Regions from separate parts of the Mus musculus genome. Here region 1 is linked to region 2. The links are chromatin loops, found by intact Hi-C in ENCODE. Cell type or tissue: left cerebral cortex. All regions are shown on one strand. Links, peaks and the distances in the headings refer to the core of each region. The heading gives the core; the rest is flanking DNA. Region 1 overlaps Pfkfb4 (6-phosphofructo-2-kinase/fructose-2,6-biphosphatase 4). Region 2 holds the start of Trex1 (three prime repair exonuclease 1).

The links. Peaks named below come from ENCODE experiments on the same cell type or tissue, not always from the same donor. Only the 100,000 strongest peaks of a DNase experiment are listed, where the experiment ranks them.
Region 1: it touches region 2 in a loop (6-fold over the local background); 31 of 42 quality-filtered maps call a loop at or near these places.

What each region holds. Positions count from the first base shown.
Region 1 is chr9:108,998,959-109,006,381 of GRCm38, reverse strand. It overlaps Pfkfb4 (6-phosphofructo-2-kinase/fructose-2,6-biphosphatase 4), which reads right to left. Exons shown (of 14, transcript NM_173019.5): 2 at 7,407-7,423; 3 at 7,173-7,269; 4 at 744-810. Among named protein-coding and RNA genes, the nearest start is that of Pfkfb4, 11 kb to the right of the region's middle. In left cerebral cortex, for the core only: a CTCF peak has its summit at 2,999 (motif pointing left); a DNase peak (open chromatin) is centred at 2,990.
Region 2 is chr9:109,055,564-109,062,986 of GRCm38, reverse strand. Trex1 (three prime repair exonuclease 1) reads left to right here and starts at 3,736. Exons shown (of 2, transcript NM_001012236.1): 1 at 3,736-3,798; 2 at 4,059-5,055. The coding sequence starts at 4,066. The coding sequence ends at 5,010. It overlaps Atrip (ATR interacting protein), which reads left to right. Exons shown (of 13, transcript NM_172774.3): 9 at 1,319-1,455; 10 at 1,786-1,877; 11 at 2,278-2,358; 12 at 2,475-2,724; 13 at 3,079-3,240. The coding sequence ends at 3,146. It overlaps Atrip-trex1 (Atrip-Trex1 readthrough), which reads left to right. Exons shown (of 14, transcript NR_153412.1): 9 at 1,319-1,455; 10 at 1,786-1,877; 11 at 2,278-2,358; 12 at 2,475-2,724; 13 at 3,079-3,798; 14 at 4,059-5,054. It overlaps Shisa5 (shisa family member 5), which reads right to left. Exons shown (of 6, transcript NM_025858.3): 4 at 6,894-7,009; 5 at 6,482-6,700; 6 at 5,195-6,337. The coding sequence ends at 6,279. In left cerebral cortex, for the core only: CTCF peaks have their summits at 2,958 and 3,160 (motif pointing right); DNase peaks (open chromatin) are centred at 2,648, 3,195 and 3,682; H3K4me3 peaks cover 1,041 bases; H3K27ac peaks cover 1,612 bases.

The DNA.
Region 1 (7,423 bases), core at 2,042-4,541, 57 kb after region 2:
CTCCGTAGAACGGGAACTACAAGCACGCAAAACCATGCTCAGTTTATTCCGTGCTAGAGGTCAAATCCCAGACTCCGCGCCTGCTAGGCCAGCACTGAGCTACACCTCCAGCCTCTTAACTGAAGAATGGGATCTGTGGGACTCACTTCAATAACACAAGCAGGTCAGCAAAGCCGAGAGAAGGGGGCCTGGGTTACAGGACAGGTGCTTTTCCCAGGACCGTGATGGCCGTGCCACAGGTAGTAGATACAAGTTGGAACTGGGGTCTGAGAGCTCCAGGAGGCATGGCTCCAAAGGGAAATCGGTAGGAATGAGATGCACGGGCCAGGGGCGATCTTCCTCATGGTTACCCCAGCTCTCCCTGGACCCACACTTCATCTGCCTGCAGGGATCATCCAGCAACCTGGTAGAATTCCCTCCCCAGGGTCTGGAATGGTAACCGATATGGGCAGGGCTCCCTAATCCAGAAGTTAATGTGTGGAACACTGAGGTATGCTGCTGCTGGTGCTAACTTCTAGAAGGAAGAACTGCGGCGTTAAATGTAGATTCAAGTCCAGGGGAAACGCAGGCCCAGACAGTTCCTTCTGTATGCTTCTTCCCTGGCTAGCACCCTCAGGCGTGCAGGGGCACACCCATCCCACTCACTTCCCTTCCAGGTGCCTGGTAAGCAAATGGTGAACTGGGCGTGGGGTGAGGGGAATCCTAAGTCTCACTCTTGACTGTTTCTAGGGTGTCACACTTACCGCCACATGTCCCCCCTCCTCACTGAGGAACTTCCGGACATCACTGAGGGCTGCTAAGGCACACTGCCTTCAGGAGAGAAAACACAGAGTGAGCTTAGCATCGGACCTTTAACCCTACCACAGACAGAGGAGGGGACAGACAGGGGAGGGGACAGCCCTCCGGTCTCCTCCTTTTTCATCTGTCAGCTTGTGGCTCTCATCTGCTGTGTCCCTGGCTGTCGGTTTTCTGAACGCTACTTTCCTTTGTCATCTTATCGGGGACCCGCTGTCACTCTGCCATGTTCACGACTCTGAAATGTCATGCGTGGTCTATGATTACCAAGATAAGTGCTTTTCATGAATTAATTTATGTTTGGTTTATTTATTTTATTTCGTGTATATGTGTGTTTTGCCTGCATGATGTACATCGTGTGTGTGTGTGTGTGTGTGTGTGTGTGTGTGTGTGTGTGTGCGCGCGCATGTGTGTGTGTGCCTGGTGCCCTCAGAGATCAGATGGGGGTGTTGGATCCCCCAGAACTCGAGTTACAGGCGGCTACGAACCACTATGTGGATGCTGGGACTTGGGACTTGAACCCAGGTTCTCTGTAAGAGCAGCAAACGCTCTTAACCTTGGAGACATTTCTCATTTCTCTGACCCCGGGATAAATGCTTTCCAATCAGACATTCTCTGTGCTGGGGCCGAGGGCAGCAAGGAAGGACACATGGCTGCACATGTCCTGGAAGAGAGACCTCCACAAACCACCCCCTAATGGAGCAGGCTACCATCCTCTCTGCCTCTAGCACAGCGCTGTGCCCGCTCAGCTCTGACCCCGGATGATCAGGTGCAATGATACACTTAGATGCCTCGCTTGCTGTAAAATGACGGCCACGTGGAGGCCATCCCCACTTAGCCCACTTCTCCTAAAGGTCTGGAGAGACAAAGCTACCTTTGCTTTGTTTTGCTTGAGGGAGGTCTCACTCTATAGCACCGGGTGGCCTAGAGCTCGCTATATAGACCACGCTAGCCTTGAACTCACAGAGCTCCACCTGCCTCTGCCTCCCACGTGCTGTATGTTTGCTTTCTATCTATGACATTCTCCCTTTTCTTTTCTTTCTTTTTTTTAAAAAAGATTTTTACTATTTATTTATTTTATGTATGTGAGTACACGGTAGCTGTAGAGGTGATTGTGAGCCTTCATGTGGTTGTCGGGGGTTGAATTTTTAGAACCTCTGCTCGCTCTGGTCAGCCCCACTCACTCAGTCCTTGCTCTAGCCCAAAGATTCATTTATTATTATTAGTTGACTTCTGATATACCAGAAGAGGGCATCAGATCTCATCATGGGTGGTTGTGAGCCACCATGTGGTTGCTGGGATTTGAACTCAGGACCTTTAGAAGAGCAGTCAGTGCTCTTAGCCGCTGAGCCATCTCGCCAGCCCAACATCCTCCCTTTTCAAACAAGCAATGCTAGAGATGGAACCCAGGGCATGGCCCACTCCAGGCAAGCCCTCCCACCTGTGCCTCACTTACTGTCATAGACCAGTGCTAGATCTCCCATCTGTGATCTCAGGATGTGCATGCACCCCACCCCCACCCCCACCCCCACCCCCACGTGTCAGTGTCAGTGTCAAAGGACTATACTGCATAGATGTCATTGTGGAGCCAGGTCCAGGTCACTAGGTAGCTGTGCCCTCGTGCCTCCTGGTGATCCTCTGTGCTCTGTAGGGTTTTCCATTAAAGCTGCAAAGAGCTTTCCTCTGGGAGTTGTAGAGAGACAGCTCAGTGGTTCATGGCAACTGTGGAGCTTTTAGAGGACATGAGTTCAGTCCCCAGCACCCATCAGACAGTGCAAAACTAAGCAACTCTAATGCCAGAGATCTCTGTAGTACTTGTATGTATACGGCGCGCGCGCGCGCGCACACACACACACACACACACACACACACACAAAGATATTTAAAAGTTAAAAGAAAGCCAGGGAGTGATGGCAGCACACGCCTTAAATCCCTGCACTTGGGAAGAGGAGGAAGGTGGATCTTTGTGAATTGGTCTACAAAGTACAGCCATGGCTGTTACACAGAGAAATCCTATCTTGAAAAACAAAAATAGACAGACAGAAGGACAGACAGATGGACAGATGGACGGACATTAAAGCAAATCTTAAGGGGATAGAGAAATGGCTCAATGGTTCAGAATGGTTCTGGCTAATGTTCCAGAGAACCAGGTTCAAAACCCAGCACCCACATCCAATTCTGTGGACTCTGGCTCCCTCTTCTGGTTTTTGAGGGCATGGCAGGCAGATACACACATGCAGAAGAAACACACAAAAATAATAAAATGAAAGAAAAATTTAATCTTTAAAAAAATGTTTTTAAGGGGCTAGAGTGATGGCTTAGTGGTTAAGAGCACTGGATGCTCTTTCAGAGGACCCAGGTTCAATTCCAGCACCCACATGGCCGCTCACAAGCACCATAACTCCAGTTGAGGGAATCCAGCACTCTCTTCTGACCTCAGAGGACACCAGGCATGTATGTAGAGCACATGAAGTCACAACACTCACACATATAAAATAAAGGATAAAAAACATTTTTTAAAAAAGTGTTTTGCCAAAATGTCTGAATTCTGCGTCTAGAAAACGAGCACTGCTGGCCCATTTTCCGACCAGCCTGCAGGTCAGTATGTTCTGGGCTAAGCTTGGCAGCTGTTCTGACTGTGGATCTACTGTGGAGGAGGAATCCCAGGGCCTCAAAGAAAATGCCAGGAGAACATCTTAGGGGCCTGCGTGCACACTCATGTATGAGTGTACACATACACTTGTGCTTGCATGTCTCTGTGTGGGCATGAATGTACTGTACCCATGTATGGGTTTGCAAGTGTGCCGGCGTGTGTGAGAGCCCCCTGGACTCTTGCTGGATGAACTGAGAGATCCTGTGGGACTCCAAGGAGACAGCTTCCATGCTGGTTCCTGTGGACTTCACGCCATGAGCCTTCCCTTTCTGTCAGTTTGCTGTAGTGGACCTTAGCCGTGAGTCCTGGGAAGTCGGCAAACCTGAAGGGAGTCTTAGGGTCCAAGTGTGCTTGGTGTGCAGATGTAAACAAAGGCTGAGCACGTGTGTACGACTCAGTATCACACCCTCAAAAATGAGCCCAAGTGAAGATTCCCACGTGTGCGTACACACTCTCACAGACAGTGTGGCCATATGTGCTCAGGGGTTGTGCATGTATGTGAACATGCCCATGTGCGCATATGGTATATAGTCTCATGTGTATGTAGATATGTGCATATAAAGTATACGCATGAGGTTATATGTCCATGGTATACACAGGGAGCTCATGTACGGTAAGAAAACAGGATAGGAATGTGCCTGGTGGGGTGTGTGTACATACATGTGCCTGTATAGATGCATATATGAGCCAGCACAAACTTGTTTACACCTTTGTCTTACGTGATTTTGTATATTTGAATGTTATGTAGCTTTTGAGACCTCGACAGTGGGTGTGCGGATAGAAAATCGCCCCTTTCTTCTCCTTCTCAGACTTCCCATTTTTAAGACTTCTGGTGTGCTCCCCGCCCCCACCCCCGTGGCAAATGCCTGTAATCCCAGCGCTTGGAAGGTGGAGACAAGAGAGTCGGAAGTTCAAAGTCATTCGTGGCTATGTAGTAGGTTCAAGGCCAGCCTGAGCTCCTGTGTGGCATCGATCTCAAAACAAAACAGAACAAAAATTCCTTCTGCCTGGCCTGAAGGTGAAGCCAATCTATCAAAAAGGCCCTGGTTCAATCCCTGGTACTGCAAACAACAACAAAGGAAAAGCCAGAGCAAAATAAAAACTACTTCTGGTCCTTTTTTTTTTTCCAACTCCTTAGAAGAAAAACTGGGATGGTCCGTGGAAATTGGCCCTGTGGCCCAGTGGCTAGATTCAGGCTTTAGGTGTAGAACAAAAACAACAGGACTGTCTGTCCCATCCTCTGCCAGAGGCTCCTGTGTCCCTGCAGGTGACCTCGGGTTAGTTCCTCCCACCTCTCTGTCTGGGTTTCTCATCTGAATTACTCCCCACATGCTGGCCTCTCAGGAGCCCCAGGGAAACCGCTGGCAGCTGGGGATACCGACACCACAAACACTACATCCCCACACGCTACTCCTCTAATTCAGACTGAATGGCCCCAAACAGTGTTAACCCATCCTAAGCTCAGATGCACACCTGGGAAGGCACCACCACTGAGCAAACGGGGCCTACGCCTTGGCAATGCTTTAGATTTTGCACCTGAGATGTTGACCTATTAGCCATGAGATATTTAGGTGAGTGGATGATGGGAAGTTGTTGTTGTTGTTGTTTTGTTTAATTGATTGGTTTTGGGTCTTTTCAGACATGGCCTCATGCTGCCCAAGCTGGCCTTGAAGTATGTAATGGATTGCTAACCTTAAACCTGACCCTCCTGCCTTCACCCCCTAACTGCTGGCACTGTAGGCACGGACCTCCAAACTCAACAGTTACTTCAAATGTGAAGAAACCTGTACAGAGTATATGAGACTCTTGGACTTTGTGAGCCTCAGTTTCCTTGCCTATAAAATGGGGACAACGGATATCAGCCACCAAGCATGCAGTAGATCCAAACATCAATACATCTCCTAGCCTCCAGTCTTACCTAAATGTCAGACCCCTTCTGGGTGATTTCCCTGTCTCACCCCTATGACTCAAGAGCAGAGGAAGCAGATTTAAGTACACAGTGGGGTGCGCCTGCCCCCTGGTGGCCATAGGGAGAATAGGTAGTAGCCTAGTGCACAGCTCCAGGTCAGAACTGCGAGGCTGGACTTGATTTGAGAAAGTCACTACTACTGTCCTACCAAGATGCAGAGGCAAGTCTGCCACCACAGCTGACAAGGGGCTTGTGGTGGTAAGTGACTGTCAAGCTGACACAGCCTTAGAGTCACCTGGAAAAACTCTCCATGACAAACTGTCCGCATCAGGTGGGCCTGTGGGCATGTCTATGAGGGATTTTAAAAAAATATTTATTTTTATGTGCACTAGTGTTTTGTTTGTATTTTAAGTCTGTGTGAGGGTTTCAGGTCCCCTAGAACTGGACTTACAGACAGTTATGAGCTGCTGTGTGGGTGCTGGGAATTGAACCTAGGTCCTGTGGTAGAGCAGTGTTCTTATCCACTGAGCCATCTCTCCAACCTTTGATTTCTTTTTTCTTCTTCTTTTTTTTTTATTAGGTTAACTGAAGTGGGAAAACCTGCCTTGACCATGTGGGTGACACCCTATGGTGACCTGGTCCCTGAACCGTATTTAAGAGTGAAGAGCAAGCTGGGCAGGCAGGCAGGCACACACTTATCACCTCTCTGTTTTGAGCTGCGGGTGTGACCAGCTGCTTCTGAGTCCCGCCTTGACCTCTCTCGGTGGACTGCAGTCTGAACCAGTAAACCAAACCCACCTTTCTCCCCTATGCTCTCTCTTATGCTTTTGTCTAGTGTCTTACCACAGCAGCAGACATGAAGATAGAACAAGGCTTATTTCTGTTGTTATTTAGAGACGGGTCTCACTATGTAGCCCTGGCTATCTGGAACTCACTATACAGACCAGGCTGTCCCTGAACTCAGAGAGATCTGTCTGCATCTGTCTCCCAAGTGATAGGATGAAAAGTATGCACAGTCATGCCCAGCAGGACACAACTCTACGAGCATCCCACCAGCCCTTCCAATAAGGACATTTCATCACTCTTCAAAACATTACGCCTTAATTGGGAGGGGGACAGAGATCGTGAGTGTCAACTACTCATTCCACAGCATCCAAGCCATGTTAGACTAAACCCAAGGCCTGGCTGGCACATGCCAAGAACATGCCAAGCACATGCCAAGAACATGCCAAGCATAGGACAAACATACTCCAGTACTGGTGAGAGTGCCCATCTTGGGACAGAAAAGAAATAATAATATGCATCTTCTAGGGTAGCCTGGAGTAGACAAACAGGACCTCCATGTCATGCGATGGTCCCAGACACGTCCTGGGTAAGCCTCGCCTTTCCCTGAAGCCCCTTCCTTCCCATAGAATGTCCTTACCAAAGGTCCTTAACACTGGGGCAGGGAAGGGACAGCCATCAGGAGGCTACACACAATTTCTCCCTAAACCCATTATATGCCAAACTCTCTACAACCTGAGAGGTTAAGAAGCCAGACCTACAGCTGGGCATGGTGGCACACACTTTAATCCTAGCATTCCAGAGATGGCAGCAGGACTCGGCTCTGAGGTTCCAGGCCCTGTCACACAGCATCGAGCCAGCCCCGGCACCGAGCCAGCCCCAGCAGGCAGTCACTGCACTGAGTAACTGCAGCTCAGGAGCATTCAGAGTTTGAGAGAGGAGGAACTTCTTAGCAAATGGGTTGTAACTTAACCAAGCCTTCTCTAGGGCAATGCCCCACCCTCACTCCTCCCCCACCCTCACCACACTTACTTCCTGATTTTCAGGCCTTCTTCATTGTCTGGGAGGAAAAACTCAAAAGATTTGTACGTCTTGACTATGTCCCGGCGATACTGACCAACGTTGAATTCTGGGGGGGAGGAGAGACAGGTCAGGAACCCTACCAATCCCTGCCCAGGACTCTTCCCTGGGTCCTGACCACCACCCAGGCTGGCTTCTCTCTTTCCCTGCCTCCACAGTCCTCCCATGATCCCCTTGGAGCCTCACCCCGAGTAGGCACGCCA
Region 2 (7,423 bases), core at 1,776-4,275:
CTATAAAATGGGGGCTCAGTGGCTAAGAGCACTAGTTGCTCTCCCAGAGGACCCAGGTTCAATTCTAAGCACCCACATGGCCGCTCACAACCCTTCGTAACTCCAGTTTCAGGGGATCTGACACGCTCACACAGGTGTACAAACAAGCAAACAAAATAAAAACACCAAAGCACATAAAAATAAATAATCATATTTAAAAATGCTATAAAATGAGTTTACCCCAAATAGTGAACCTTTCCTTTCCAATGACACTGGTGGATACTCTCCACCTCCATGCTCTCTGTACACATTGGTACATACCTACATGCTCACGGCCTCGCTCCCACACACCAGTTCTCCCCATACTGCTGTAGGTAGTGTAAATAGAGCAAACTGAGCTCTGGGACTGGGTTCCATCCCTTTGTCCCTTTGTCTCTTTGTCTCATTCCTCAGTGGGAAGGTTATATATATTCAGTCACACACACGTCATGGTAGGTAGGTTTCCACGCAGGTGACAAGTCAGTGTTTTCCAGCAAGTGGAGAAAACCGCTTCCTTTGCCTTGCTCTATGACCTTGTGAGACAGCTGTAGCCATGCACACGCTTGTTTCTGTTAGAGCCCTAGCCAGGGCTCTGCTATTAGTTGAGGAATATTTCTCGTGCTGAAGGTATGCACCAGTGTCACTGTGTGATGGCAGACATAGGAAGGAACCCCATCCAGGGAGTCCCATCCCATTTACTTGATAAAGGTCCACATAAGGGCCTGGGTTTGGGTTTTTTTTTTTTGTTTGTTTTGTTTTGTTTTTTGTTTTTTTTAGGGCAAAAGAGGGGTTTTGATATGGTAGTGCGACTTACTTGGTTGCATATAGGCCGGGTTCATCTCCAGCTCTGTGTGGTAGGTCCTGCCTCTGCTGAGATTATATATATGTACCACAAAACACACACGCCACACCATACTCACCCCGATTAAGGCCTGCCATGTTTAAGTCACAGCATTCTTTTTTTTTTTTTTTTAATTTATTTATTTATTATATGTAAATACACTGTAGCTATCTTCAGACACTCCAGAAGAGGGAGTCAGATCTCATTACAGATGGTTGTGAGCCACCATGTGGTTGCTGGGATTTGAACTCTGGACCTTTGGAAGAGCAGTCGGGTGCTCTTACCCACTGAGCCATCTCTCCAGCCCAAGTCACAGCATTCTTATACTAAAGTTTAGACCTGTTTATTTGTGACAGGCTTGAAGCCAGTAGACTAGAGTCAGGCCAGCAGCTTTGGAAGCCATGGCTCACTACAGTAAGTGTCCTTTTGGAGAGTGTCATAACTGTGCTCATTCTTTAGGTTCTCCTGTGTGTTCCCGGTGTTGCCACAGTGCCTCGGCTCAGCGCTGCCGCTGCCCTGTGTGCTCCTGGCTGTTGAGCTGCTCTCTGTGCTGCTGGACCATGACAGCCTAGCATGGCAGCTATGCTCCCACCCAGGTAAAGCAGGGCAGGACAGTCTCAACTGTCCTATAGTGGGGAGGGAGGGCCTGGGGGCAGTACAGGTTCAGAGCCCCTCAAGGGCTTCTGTACTTGTACCCCAGACTACAATGAAAAGGGGGTCCCATAAGCTGGGCGTGGTGGCGCACTCCTTTAATCCCAGCACTCAGGAGGCAGAGGCAGGTGGATTTCTGAGTTCAAGGCCAGCCTGGTCTACAGAGTGAGTTCCAGGACAGCCAGGGCTATAAAGAGAAACCCTGTCTCGAAAAACCAAAAATTTAAAAAAGAAAAGAAAAGGGGGTCCCTGAGTGAGGCCTGCATCCTTTTCAGAAGGCTGCCTTCTCCTGAGGCTGTACATGTACATCACATCAAGGCCTGACAGAACGGCCTCAGAGACACAGTGGCTTCAGCTGGAACAAGAGGTAAGACTCAGACACTGCTCACCCTTCACTCCCACCCCCCGAGAGCCCAGAGTCTCCTTCCCTTGTGGGAAAGTGGGAGCTACAATTCCTTTTTTGCCAGTTTGTCAAACAGCAACGGGTAAAATGTAGGGGTTCCTCACAGGGATTCAATACAAGCACATCCTGGGTTATAGTGGTGCTCAGCAGAGCTGCCTGGGCTTTGGGGGCCCCGATCCTGGTCCTGGAAGCAGTAAGCTGTTGGTGAGATTCAAGTCTGAAAGCCTGAGACTACCACTACTTGTACCCCACTTGTGCAGGCAAGCAGTTGTAGACGTAGCTAGAGCACCTTAGAAATGCCCGCCAAAGCCCTGTGACAACCGTCTGTTCTACATGGGATGGGTACTATCTCTTCTTGTTCCAGGTAGTATGGCTCTTGGCCAAGCTGAGTGTACAGAGCCCTGCCCCCGCTGGCATTGGTTCTGACTGTCACTGCAATGTAGAGGTGAGTGGCCAGAGACCAGCATCATGGATGCTCAGTTAGTTAAGAGCAATCCTGTTGATCTTGAAGTGGTGAGGTGAGTAAGTCTCTGGACCTCAGGCTGTGCCCTCTCACCCTAGGCAGTCAGAGCGCTCACTGTGATGTTGCACAGGCAATGGCTGACGGTGCGGCGGGCAGGAGGTCCAAGGACCCACCAGCAGAAGCAGACGATACGCTGTCTGCGGGACACTGTGCTGCTGCTGCATAGCCTATCTCAGAAGGACAAGCTCTTCACTGTGCACTGTGTCGAGGTCCTGCATCAGTACGACCAGGTGATGCCAGGGGTCAGCATGCTGATTCGAGCCCTTCCTGATGTGACTGACTGTGAAGGTAAGCTAGCACGACACTGTCCTAGCCTTCGTGTGCCTCTGTCAGACTCCTTTCCATGAGTCTCCCCTTGCCTCCAGAGCCATTCCTGGCACATGGGTATTACCTTCCTGCTCTGGGTCTTTGAGTATGACAGGTTCCCATTTGATGGTGTCTATTGAATTGGCCTCGCTGAGCCATGGTTTTCCACAAAGATCTGTCCGAATTGCCTTTGTGTCACTTTTGCTCACAGTCGCTGAGGGAGCAAAGCCTGTGCATAGAAGGGACTGGTTGGTTCCTGTGACGCTAGGGAGCATGGGGGCCTCCAAGCCCCCACGCTGTCGAGTTAACCTCAGACCCCTCTTCCTTTTGGCTCAGAGGCTGCCCTGGATGACCTCTGTGCTGCGGAGACTGATTTGGAAGACTCTGAGATGGACTGTAACTGAGGGCCTGAGCATCCAGCCACAAGGTGGCGCCAGCTCCCACCGCCGTCTTTGCCATATCCACTGATTAAAACTGCACTTCCTGCTGAGAACACAAGCTTTGTTTCCTGAGTCCGATTTGTGTGGCTGAGAGGGAGGGACAGGGCAGACCAAGAATTGATGAGATGACTCCTGCTGGAGTTGAGATGGCCCCCATGGTAACTGATCTGCCCTGAGGAAAAACCCTGCCCCTCTTCGGGAATTACCCTGAGTCATAGCTTTGGGCGGGGGCCGTGGTGGGGGCAGGGGTACGTTTGTGGCCAAGGAGGCAGCCCTTTTTAGGAAGGCCTGGATCAAGGACTGGGGGAAAGACAAGAAAAGGCAGAGGCTCACGGGCACATTTGAATCCTAGAGACAACCCAGTTTGAGTTGTCAGTGTTGGGGCAGTAGTCCATTTTACCAGCCAGCAGGATCACAGATATGGATCTAGGAAGGCCTTTGGGGTGCTTGGGGAGGGAGGGAGGAGCGTCAGCACGAGGGCCAGGCCTGGCAGGCTAACAGCAGGGCGGGCCCTGTTCAGGAGGCAGGCCTATGGGTGGACCCAGGCAGTTTTACTTCCTCAGCCACACTGCTGCCAGCAGCAGACCCAGCGGAGTGCCTTGCTGCCTGCTTCTCGGTAAGTGTGGAGTAAGGGTATGGGGTAAGGCAGAAGAGAATAGGGTTCCCTCACCCTGAAGGTAGTCAGCACTAGGGGAAGGGCCTCCCTCAAAAGGCAAATAAGTAGTGGATCCATCCCACTAGAACAACCCTGCCCTCCAGCTTCTAGTGGCCCTGGATAGTACCTGCTGAAGGGAAGGGCTGAGCTGCCTTTCTGCACCCCACCTCAGCCCACTTGAGACCTTCCTGCTGCTACTCATTACCCCATCTCCTCCCCAGGTTCAGCATGGGCTCACAGACCCTGCCCCATGGTCACATGCAGACCCTCATCTTCTTAGACCTGGAAGCCACTGGCCTGCCTTCGTCTCGGCCCGAAGTCACAGAGCTGTGCCTGCTGGCTGTCCACAGACGTGCTCTGGAGAACACTTCCATTTCTCAGGGACATCCACCTCCAGTGCCCAGACCGCCCCGTGTGGTGGACAAGCTCTCTCTGTGCATTGCTCCAGGGAAAGCCTGTAGCCCTGGGGCCAGTGAGATCACAGGTCTGAGCAAAGCTGAGCTGGAAGTACAGGGGCGTCAACGCTTCGATGACAACCTGGCCATCCTGCTCCGAGCCTTCCTGCAGCGCCAGCCACAGCCTTGCTGCCTTGTGGCACACAACGGTGACCGCTATGACTTTCCTCTGCTCCAGACAGAGCTTGCTAGGCTGAGCACTCCCAGTCCCCTAGATGGTACCTTCTGTGTGGACAGCATCGCTGCCCTAAAGGCCTTGGAACAAGCTAGCAGCCCCTCAGGGAATGGTTCGAGGAAAAGCTACAGCCTGGGCAGCATCTACACCCGCCTGTACTGGCAAGCACCGACAGACTCACATACTGCTGAAGGTGATGTTCTAACCCTGCTCAGCATCTGTCAGTGGAAGCCACAGGCCCTACTGCAGTGGGTGGACGAACATGCCCGGCCCTTTAGCACCGTCAAGCCCATGTACGGCACTCCGGCTACCACTGGAACAACCAACCTAAGGCCACATGCTGCCACAGCTACTACACCCCTGGCCACAGCCAATGGAAGTCCCAGCAATGGCAGGAGCAGGCGACCTAAGAGTCCTCCTCCAGAGAAGGTCCCAGAAGCCCCATCACAGGAGGGGCTGCTGGCCCCACTGAGCCTGCTGACCCTCCTGACCTTGGCAATAGCCACTCTGTATGGACTCTTCCTGGCCTCACCTGGGCAGTAAGTCAAGAGGGGAAATATGATGAATAAAGACTTCCATAGCACTGACTGCTTGCCGCCTCTGCTTCTCAGCCTGGGCCTCTGGCCATGCTCAGGCCCTAGGGATGAGGTACAGTCCCTCTCTCCTGCTCTCTTAGCAGGACAATCAAACCTGTTAGGCTAATTAACAGAGGGAAGAAACAAGTTCAAGAAGTAGACAGAAATAGTTTTTGGTGTAGAGCCAAGGCCAGCTGCCTAGGCGCTGAAGAAAGGGGAAGCGGGTCCAATGTTGCATTTATTAGAAATGAGGGTGCGGAGTCTGAATGCTCAGAAACACCAATCAACACAAAGCTAAAACAGCCAGTGAAACAGGAACCAACAGGGAATATGGAGGTATTCACATCTGGGCCGGAGATACCACCTAGGCCCTCCACCCCACCTTTGGTCCAGATAACCCATTGGCCTTGGTGTCCCTGCTACTGGGACAAACTGGACTGTGGTACAGGAGTCAGGTATTTCTATGAAGATGGTGTCAAGGGAAACTGACAGTCGGAGGTCAGGTTGTCTGTCCTCCAGGAACCAGGGATTTCAACCTCACACCAATTATCACACATCTGGAGACAGAAAACAGGCAAAATGTTTGGCTAACAGTAAAAAGACAGTGCAGGGAGAAACCAGAGTGTGTAGTAGACAGACCGAGGTCCCTGGCCTGGGAGCAGGAGCCAAGCCAGCAAAGGTAGGAAAATTCCCCCAGTGGAGCCTGAATAGTGAACACATGTGGCCCTCTATACAGCCCCGGGAAGGACAGTGACATCCAGACAGACAGCTGATGGAGAGTGTATGGTGTTCTGCCTGGTGTGACCCCCTGCCACTGAGTCCCCTTGTCACCTGGTGTCACCCCCAGCCACCTGCCTCACTGCCAATGCAGCCAAACCCTGGGAATAAAGGCCTAGCAGCAGCTAGCTGGTTACCCCCCAAAGCCTGCTCTGTACCCGCAAAAAGCTTGCTCTCCTAAGTATGACAGGCCATGGCTGGTCACCTTGGGGTGACGTGGGAAATACCTCCTACCTTATTGTTTTTAATTTGCTTGAAATTTCAGAAAGTACAATTTCAAGTGAGGAAGAAAACAGGTTGGTCCCGACCCACACTGGTAAGACTTGCGCCTACCTGGTCAACAGCAGAGGAAGCCACATGTCTAGACAAGGCACACACACCACAGACAGCAGTAAAGAACTCTGCGTATCACTCACTCACACACGACATAAATGGCAGCCAAAGAGGCTGGGGGCAGGTTCAGGGAATTGTCTTTAGGGAATCCATGTAGGTCGGGTTGTATGGAGGCTGGCTGGCTCCTGGAAGGAGAAAGGACATGGGTTAGCTGTGGGGACACTGGGCTGCAACGCAAGTGGGCAGGCAAGCCAGGAGGAAAGGACCCGAGGAGCAGAGGCATGAGTTGGGGGACCATGCAGGTTTACTGAATCCACAGTGATACTTACCAGCCAAGGACTCATGGTAGGGTGGCGGCCCTGTGGGCTGGGCCAGGTAGGGTGGTGGGTACTGCGTTGGGTAGGGTGCTGCTGGCATTCCTGGCTGGGGGGGCATGGGATGGTAGCCCTGGTATGTTGGTCCAGGATAGCTGGGGGCCACAGGTTGAGGTTGAGGCTGAGGGTAAGGGGCATGAACCACGGTAGTAGTTGTGGTGTTGGTCACGACAGCTGCAACGAGAATCCTGATTAGTTAAAATCTTACAGCTCCCTAGGCCAGAAGAGGCCAAGCCTGCCCCTCCCGCTTAGTCAAAACAGGTTCCTGGTTATCAACCCTTTCCCGCTCTGGTATCGGCACGGGTGGACCGAGTTGGTAAACTCTGGTATCGGCATGGGTGAACCAAGTCGGTAAAGGCAGGCTTACGGCGTTGGGGGCAGCACATCTTATACAGACAGCAGCAGGAGCAGGTGAAGCAGATGATGATAGTGGCAATAAACACCACAAAGATGGTCACGCCAATGGCGACGGTCGCTCCGAACCTGCCAAAGAGCCAGTGTAACCACCTTTCACCATGACCGGCCACCCTCACATCACCTGTTCCCAGGGGACCCCTTTTGGCAAAAGACTCTTAAGAAACTCCCCAGTTGTTTGGTATAAGTCCATTTCAGCCTCAGATTCCTCATGTATACAACAGGGCTGCTCTTTGAGAATTTATGTAAAGCCACCCGCACCACACACACACACACCCCTACCCCAGGCGGGCATCCTGTACCCACCTACCCACACACCTGGTCTCTCCCTACCAAGCAACCATATGGCTGTCAAGCATATGCCACAAGCCAGGCAAGATGGGATCCGAGTCAAGACAGGCTGCCACATGCTGAGGAACTGCAGCTCATACAGGCTGTGTGATATCCCAGGCTATCCCGTGGTTAACAAGCATAGCTCCATCC